Linked DNA regions of Mus musculus: region 2 is linked to region 1. Evidence: chromatin loops called from intact Hi-C (ENCODE). Cell type or tissue: gastrocnemius. All regions are shown on one strand. Links, peaks and the distances in the headings refer to the core of each region. The heading gives the core; the rest is flanking DNA.

What was found. Peaks named below come from ENCODE experiments on the same cell type or tissue, not always from the same donor. Only the 100,000 strongest peaks of a DNase experiment are listed, where the experiment ranks them.
Region 2: it touches region 1 in a loop (2.0-fold over the local background); 1 of 42 quality-filtered maps calls a loop at or near these places.

What each region holds. Positions count from the first base shown.
Region 1 is chrX:48,122,484-48,126,874 of GRCm38, forward strand. It overlaps Xpnpep2 (X-prolyl aminopeptidase (aminopeptidase P) 2, membrane-bound), which reads left to right. Exons shown (of 21, transcript NM_133213.2): 9 at 46-127; 10 at 405-600; 11 at 1,356-1,445; 12 at 2,133-2,242; 13 at 2,862-2,939; 14 at 4,386-4,391. Among named protein-coding and RNA genes, the nearest start is that of Xpnpep2, 16 kb to the left of the region's middle. In gastrocnemius, for the core only: a CTCF peak has its summit at 2,437; a DNase peak (open chromatin) is centred at 2,417; H3K4me3 peaks cover 422 bases; H3K27ac peaks cover 311 bases.
Region 2 is chrX:48,254,100-48,258,490 of GRCm38, forward strand. It overlaps Utp14a (UTP14A small subunit processome component), which reads left to right and starts at 2,835. Exons shown (of 15, transcript NM_028276.1): 1 at 2,835-2,869; 2 at 4,241-4,316. The coding sequence starts at 2,844. Gm39511 (a long non-coding RNA gene) reads right to left here and starts at 2,693. Exons shown (of 3, transcript XR_882302.1): 1 at 2,637-2,693; 2 at 434-518; 3 at 237-311. In gastrocnemius, for the core only: no CTCF peak of the experiment used is centred there; DNase peaks (open chromatin) are centred at 1,925, 2,691 and 3,143; H3K4me3 peaks cover 2,300 bases; H3K27ac peaks cover 1,844 bases.

The sequences.
Region 1 (4,391 bases), core at 63-4,062:
CCCCATTCAGAACGGCCTCCAACAATCCCATCAATTCTTTTCCAGGGCTCTTCAACCTTCGTAGCAGTGACATCCCCTATAACCCCTTCTTCTACTCCTATGCACTGCTCACGAACTCCTCCATCAGGTACAGCTTCTCCTTAGCTTACTGTTGTGAGTTTCCTCTCCTACCCTATCCTATACCACTGATGTCACAGCCTTCAGAGTACTCATAAATTTGGGTGCCCACCACTAGATGACCCCTTGACTTCTGGTCCCAGTGAACCCAAGTCTAATCCCCTGGTTCTCTATGTTGGCTTCCTGTGACCCTTTGGAATCAAAAGACTGGTATATACCTCCAATTCCATGTGTTCTCCTTAGTAGGCAAGCACTCAGGACCCTCCTGGTCTTCCCTCTCCATATAGGTTGTTTGTCAACAAGAGTCGCTTTAGCCTTGAGACCTTGCAGTACCTGAATACAAACTGCACATTACCCATGTGTGTGCAACTTGAGGACTACAGTCAAGTTCGTGACAGTGTGAAGGCCTATGCCTCAGGCGATGTGAAAATCTTAATTGGGGTCAGCTATACCACCTATGGGGTCTATGAAGTGATACCCAAGGTAGGTTTGCCAGTCACTGGCCTCCTTCTGCTCCAGGCATAACAACTGACAAAATGGGACCCCTCCTCTATTGGGCCAACTTGTCAGGCAGCTAATGTACACTGTGTACCCGTGTAGACCTCATTGATGGGAGACTGAGGAGAAGGAGGAAGAAGAGGAGAAGGAGGAAGAGGAGGAGGAGGAGGCAGCAGGGGTGTCTGTCCACGGGGCCTGTGGGCAACTTTTTTGAGGAAACTAGACAAAATATAGCCTGGTCTAGAAGAAGCTTTAGAACCATCTGAACCCGATTCTGATCTGAGCTCTTTTTCTAAAGGGTCGTGCAGTGACCTTGGACAAGTAGCTCAGTCAGTCTAGATCTCTGTTTCTTTAAAATGGTAATGAAGTTGAACACTTACAGGAGTGTTGCAGACTTCAAGGATATAGCACTTGTGAAGTCTGTTGGCTGACAAAGTATATGCCTGGGGGCTGGTAACCTCTCTGATATGTATAAGAAACTTTGACTGCTAGAACAACCTGTGGACTCTAGCATGCCAGGCCTGACTGCTGGTACCAGGACAGTGCTCACCAAGGAAACCCATAGGCAGAAAAGTAGGAAAGTCCTGCCTATCCAGAAAATAGCCAAAGGAGAGGGCCTGGTCAAAGAGATCAGCAAGTCTTACAGTCTCGCCCCAGTGGGACTTGCTCTATGTCCTTTGTAAGCACTGCTTATCTTGGACAGTGCATCTAGTGCATCTTTCGGTCCCTGTTCTCAACAGGAGAAACTCGTGACAGACACCTACTCCCCAGTGATGTTAATCAAGGCTGTGAAGAACAGCAAGGAGCAGGCCCTTTTGAAGAGCAGCCACGTAAGTCCATATGGCCCTTTGGGAGGTCTGCTTCATGGGTTAGCCTCCTAGACAGAAAATGCTTAAGGAAGACTCTAAAAAAAAAAAGCAAGAAACAACAAATATCTCTATATTTATATAGATATGTAGATATCACATGTGGTGATTGCATTGCTTTGAACACTGCCTGTATTAAATAAGTGTTAGATGTAACAATTTCCTGCCTGGCAAGAGGATGACTCACTTTTTAGACATTAGGATAAAATATTTTTTTCTTAAAAAAATAATAATAACATACACTACAGAACAGAAAATATCCTAAGATTCCCTGTCACCATTACCCAGCTTCAATAATCAAGTCTTGCCCAAAGCTGTTTCATCTGTAACACCACCCACACCCCACCCACACCCCCGAGCATGACCCTCCTGTCCCACCCCTTGCTGCTGGATTATTTTAAAGCGTATCCCACATATTCTATCATTTCAACTGTCACTGCTTCAGTGAGTATTTCTAAAGATAAGAAGGCTTTTAAAAACATGAGCACACTCTGATTAGATATAAACATTAATGAGAATCCTTTTGCTATCCAGTAGCCAGTAAAATTGTCATGTTTTTAAAGCACTCAGTTGCAGGGCAGCTATCTGATCGTCTTCCCTAAGCGAGGAGGCTGCCATTTCGGCCAGCCTTAGTCACTCTTCCGGCTTCAGGTGCGGGACGCTGTGGCTGTGATCCAGTACTTGGTCTGGTTGGAGAAGAACGTGCCCAAAGGCACGGTGGATGAGTTTTCTGGGGCAGAATACATTGATGAGTTACGACGGTACTGGACTTATTATCTTTTGGTGCGGGGGTGGGGAAGTGAGGAGTAATTAGTCCCCTTAGGAAGAATAAAGATCATGCTTGTATTTGGAAGTGAGATTGACAGGTTCGTGGGTGGTCTGGGAGCGGTGCTTGGGGTGTTGGAGGATATTCTCCAGCCCTGCTGAAAGTGGGGACAACCCAACAGCACCCCCTAGCGAACGCCTCAGACACAGCTCCTTCTCCCTGGGAAAGGCCTGCTTAGGCCAGGGGGCCCCTGGGACTCTTAGGAGCTTCCAGTAGAAAGAAGGCTTCTTGAGGCAGCTTGCATAGCATCTATGTTTGAGGTGCAAGACATAGCACATGGGTGGGATGTTTCTCAGATACAGGGAATTGCCTTTCTTCTCTCCCGTAAGGAAAGTAGAGGCAAAGGTCAAGAATTGGTGTCCATAATCTATCCTTCTCTGTGCATGAGTGTTCTCTGTATATGTGACAGGACAAAGCTGGCAGAGGTGGGGCAGGGAGAGGTAAATGGAGTCAGGTTGGGGTGAAGGCAGCTGGGCATTTGCTGTGCGACATATCCTAGTCACAGCCTAGTCCGTGCGCCATTCTCTGCCCATTCCTTACCTTGCCTTGCCTAGGAATGAAAACTTCTCCTCTGGACCCAGTTTTGAAACCATCTCTGCTAGTGGCCTGAATGCCGCCCTGGCCCATTACAGGTACTTCAGAACAAAGAAGTTTCTACAGTGCTTGTGACCAGGGGTCATGGTTGTGAGTAGAGGGGACCTGGGTTGGGAAGGGAATGTTCTGAGCTTTGAGTCAACATTTAAGGTTTGGGGCCTTCAGGACTGTGGGTAGTCAAGGGAGGGACTCCTTTGCCATTCGAAATCTCCTTGAAATTAATAGGTCTGAGAATGGCTTTTGTTCCCAAAAAGCAGGGATTTGGGGAGTGCTTGAGTGCTTCTGGGGTCTTTAGGGTTCAAGGAAAGCACAGTTTCTGTTAGAAACTCTTTCTGTGAAATTTTTATGGTTGTTTTTTTTTTCAGAAATAGTTTTATTGACTTGGGTTTTTGTTTTTGTTTTGTTTTTCGTTTTTTTGTTTTTTTTTTTTTTTTGGTTGGTGGTTTTTTGGAGGGTTTTGTTGTTGGTAGTGGTGGTGGTGTTTGTTTTTGTTTTTGTTTTTGAGACAATGTTTCATGTAGCCCAGGCTAGTCTCAAACTCATTACATAGTCAAGATTGGGTTTCCTAATCTTCCTGACTAAGGTTTCTTAAGTGCTGGGATTAAATGTGTGCACCACCACAGCTAGCTTGAGATGGGGTTTGCTTCATAACTCAGTCAGGCTAGCAATTTGTGATTTCAGGCATGAGTACAATCACACAAAACCCCACAGAGAAAAGGCCTGTCTATTCAGCTTCTGTCAACTATAGTGAGTGCAAAATATAAGATAGTCAAATACTTGGTCTCACAGAAAACAAACCATGGTAGGCCTGCCTGATAAAATTTGGAGGACCAAATTAACCAAATGCATCAAGTTGGCCTGGACTTGACAAAAGAGGAGTCAGAGGCCCTCCAGAGAAAGACCTGGCATGTCTAAGAGTTCGCCCTCCCTGACCCCTCCCCAACCCTTGCCCATGGAAGCTCGAGAGTGGTAGAGCTGATATACCTTAGTCCCCTAAAATATTGTTGTCCAGTCCTATTTTTAAAGTCCCCTCTCTTCCTATGCACTAGCTCCTTGGGGCCCTCTTGGATGTATCAAGAACTTACAGAGAAAGAGAGTTCAGGCCCAGAACCTCTTTGCTTTGCTGTGTACCTCGTGCAAGCCTCTTGCCTCTGTGGGTTTGTTCTTATTCGAGGAGAGATGGCCAAACCAAGTAGCCTCTGAAACTCTTAGCTCCTCTTTCCAAGGACCAAGGTCCTGCTTAGCCATATGCAGGATAAACAGAAGTGTACTAAGACAGCAGCTGCAGCTGCTGTCAGAGCCAAGTGCTTCCCAGGATTGGCAGATGTGTACAGATGATTTCCCCAGAGCAGAGAGCCTGGAAGGCTAGCCCCCAAGTAAAGGGAGTTCTTCGGTTTCTCCTTAGCCCCTGTCCTCAGCTCCACCCTGTTTGCCCAGTGCAGGGTTCGGAGTCTCTCCTCTCAGTATTTGTTTTTCATTCCTAGCCCAAC
Region 2 (4,391 bases), core at 158-4,157, 130 kb after region 1:
TAATTGGATGGAGAGACTAACTACTGAAAAACTGGTTGAAACAACTGTCATTATTACAGTTAACAATTATTGAGCCTTTGATGTATGACTGGCTACTCTGAGAGGTTTCCAATTATTTTACTGTTTCTTCTACATATTAATTTATTTAGTTCTCACAACTGCTCAATGTAGTATTATCCCTCTTTTTTGAGAAATGGTCTCCTGTAACTCAGGCTGACCACAAAACTCACTGTGTAGGCGAGGATGAGGTTCAACTCCTGGTCTCTTCTTTCTTCTACTAATACAGTCATTTTCCACTGATGCATACCTGGCTTTATTATCCAATTTTAAAGATTTAAAAAAAAACCCAAAGACACAGAGGGAATAAATGACTTAAGAATTACCAATCTTAGAGGAAAATAATGAGGTAAAGGTGCTTGCCTCCAAGACTGACCTGAGTTTAGTCCCTGAAACCTATATGGGAGCTGACTCCCACAAACTGTCTTCTGACTTCTATACACAGCATGCCATGTGTACCCCTAAGAAACACAAAACAACTTTTTGAATATGTTAAAAGGTAATTATCAAGTTAATAATAATAAGAAGAACTATGTTTCAAACACATATAATCTGGCTTCAAAACTCATATTCAAAATGCTACAATGTTCCTTTTCTATAAGATTTCTGCAATACCACAGATCTGAAAGGGCAAGAATCTAAGTTAATAGAAAGGCAATCATGACAGAAAGGTGGGGAGGTATTTGATAGAGTCAGGATGTAAAAGAGGTGGGGAATAGCTGAGGAATGGTGAGTCTAAGATGACTCTCATATATCTAACTTGATTGGATGATTTATTGATCAATTACAGAAACAAAGAATACAAGAGAACTCTGGTGGAAAAGGTCATCTCTGTTGTACTTGTGGGAACAAAGAAGGCACCCAGAGATAGTAATCTATAGTTTAAGAAAGACATATAAGCTAGAAGTGTAGATTTTCAAGTTCATATATCAGTTTTAAAAGCAATTTGCCCCAGGGAGAACATAGGGAACAAACATAGAGGGCCAAGAGTAAGCTTCTAGGGAATAGCATCACTTAGGGCATAAGTTTATTAGAAGCACACAACAAAGAAAATGGAAGAAGAGCCGGGTGTGGTGGCGCACACATTTAATCCCAGTACTCGGGAGGCAGAGGCAGGCGGATTTCTGAGTTCGAGGCCAGCCTGGTCTACAAAGTGAGTGCCAGGACAGCCAGGGCTACACAGAGAAACCCTGTCTTGAAAAACAAAAAAACAAAAAACAAAACAAAAAAAACAAAAAAGAAAGAAAGAAAATGGAAGAAGATGGTCATAGAGCTACCATCATAGAGGATACCAGGAGAGAGCAGTCAGGGAACTCTGGGCTAGAGTTTTAGCAACATTTAAAATTGACTGGGAGGGGAGCAGTGAGCAGGATGTAAAGTAAAAATAAATAATTTTTAAAAAATTGTCCTTAAGCCCACTGGAAAATTGTGTCTATGAAACCATAGAAAATATCTGCTTTGTTCAACAATGTATCAATAACTCCTAAAAACCTGGCACATAGTCAATGATTAAAAAAATTTTACTGAATGAATAATGAAAAACAAAAACAACTATCAAATCCCATATTCAATTCTGGGACCACAAAGACTAGAAAGTATTATTTTATTTAAGAATTTTAGAGCATTGCCGATTACCATAAGAAATTTCAGTGCAACCGTTGGAGAAAACAAAATGGAAATGACCTAAAAGAAATGGCAATAATGTTTTTATGCAAGAAGTCTCAGGCTGGTCAAAAGCATTTGACACCCTCCCCCCAACCCTGACAACCTAAATTTAATCCCCTGCAGCCAGATGGTGAAAGGAATTCCTACAGGTTGTCCTGATTTCCGCGTGTGCAATGGCATGCGTACACACGCGCGCGCACACACACACGCGCACGCACACGCAAATGCACTCACACACATAGATAGGTTTATTATTTACAAATTATGCCAGACGTGGTACCACAAAAGCATGTAATCTCAGCAGGTCGGGTGCTAAAGCAAGAGGATCACCAATTTAAGGCTAGCCTGTCTCAAACAAGAAAAAAAAAAAAAAAAAAAAAAAAGCAAGAGTTGAGAAACTGCAGCCTCATGCCTGTGCTGCAAGCAGTTTACTAGTGAGCTATGGACCGGATAAAATAAGATTGTGTGTGCGTGCATGTGTGTATGGGTCCTACTATGTTGCACCGGATGGAGCAAGAAGAGATCTTTCTGCCTCATAACACATTCTCGAGTGACATTTTCTTGTATAGGAAAAGGGGACAATGAGCTGTAATCACAGGTACACCGGCTCAAAAAGAATTTCTCTTCAGATGGATAGAAACTTGCTACGTTCCCGTCCCCTTGATCTGGCAGGAGTCCAACACAGTCTGGGGCTGGCCAGTCCAGAGCTGTGCGACAGAGTCCAACGGGGCCTGGCCCTGGAGGCTTTGTTTTGGTTTGATTGGTTTTGGTTTTAGCTCCGTCCCTGACAGCGCAGCACCCTCGCCCTCACCACACTAATCTCGGACCGCAAGAAAACCGAATGCCAGGGAACCAATACCGCCAACCTAAATAAAAACCTCTCAGAAGAATGGGGACCGGCAAGTCCCACCCACCGGCAGTGCGGACCAACTGGCAGGCAGCCGGCTTTTCCATCGACCAATCCTGGAGCGCCTACAATACTTTGCAAGCCTCCCCCTGGGCGGAAATGACGCGCGTTGTCGCGCGTGATTAGCGGAAGCAAAATTTGCTTTGCGGCAGGCAAGGAGCTTGCTCTCTCTTTGGTTTCCGTTCCTGACCCATGTGAGTTACCGGCGACAGCGATGAACTCTATCAAAGCTACGAAGGGGTAAGACGTAAAAGGGAAAGGAGATTCCCGGGTATTTTTGAGGGCTGAATTTCCTGTATTTAGGGAAGTGGAAGCCGAACTGCTGTTTGTTAGAGATTCGCCTCCCCAAACCCTGCCAGTAGTTAATGTATCGGCTAGGAATCCTAAAGTCCCTTAATTTAAATTGGCTTTGCTCCTCAGTTTCTCGGCTCTTAAGTTGCATCGCTGTTAGGTCTGATGGTCGTCCGACTCTTGGCAAAGTTACTATTGATTTCCCTTTATTTGTCACGTGCGCATTTTCTGCCTCTGCCACGCGCAACATGCGCCGTCTGTGAGAGTGCCAAGTTGTGCCAGACCTAACAGGTATTTCATGTTACCCCTCAACGTTAGAAAAATCTAAATGTAGTCGCTTTGGTAATGTTTGCTTAGTAAATACCGAGATCCACTGTTAAGTAATAGTAGGTTTTTCCTAAATTCTAATCACCTTAAACACCCATTTATACAGTTGGTTTCAACCATTACCCTACGTCCTCAGTTATGCGAACAAATTATCAAGATTACATTTTTAATAAGTTGCACTTAATCAAGGCACCTGACCGGTGGGAGATCCATAGAAGCATTAATAGAATGTTTTCGAATGTTTAAAAGGTTTCCCAGTTGGTGGCGGCACACGCCTTTAATCTCAGCACTTGGGAGGTAAAAGCAAGCCAATCTCCAAGTGTGAGGTCAGGCTGGTCTACAAAGCGAGTTCCAGGACAGCTAAGGTTACACCGAACAACTCTTGTCTCAAAAAATAAAATAAAATACACGTTTAAATAGTTAATAGGAAACTGCCTTTGCCTCAAAAGACAGCAGTAGCGTCAGTGGGAAATTGAAGCATAGTAAGTAACAGAAGTGCAGGGTCAGCCACTAACCAGTGTTGTCTTTCCCATGCCGATATTGTCATCTTGGAAGTGATGCCTGACCCCCTTCTAAAAACACTTTAACTAATTACCTTCTGTTTTGTTTTTTTGCACCTCTTCTCAGATAAGAATACTCAGAACTGAGCAAACAGATATTTGTTTAGATCAATAGTTCTCCACCTTCCTAGTGCTGCTCAACCCTTTACTACAGTTCCTCATGTTCTGGGGTTCATGACCACCTCCCAAAACATAAACCATAAAATTACTTTCCTTGCTTCTTCATAACTGCACTTTTGCTACTGTTATGAATTGTAACATGAATAATGTCTGAAATGCGGGATATCTGACACATGACCCATGGGAATGGACCTTTTGCCCCCCCCACACACACACACACCCCTGTGGGTTTTGACCCACAGGTTGAGAACTGCTGGTTTAAAAGAAGAGTTATTTCATGTGCTAATGTTTCTGTGTTGCCTTTTTAAAACAGCCTTCTGGCTTTGAGCCAGCAGGATGATCTAATGGATTTGACAAGCAACTACCCCTTGAGTGCCAGTGAAGATGAGGTAGGTGACAGCTGTTGAACGGATTCAAAATTAGGGTGAACAAAACACTCCTGGAGAGGAAAGGGGAATAAAAAT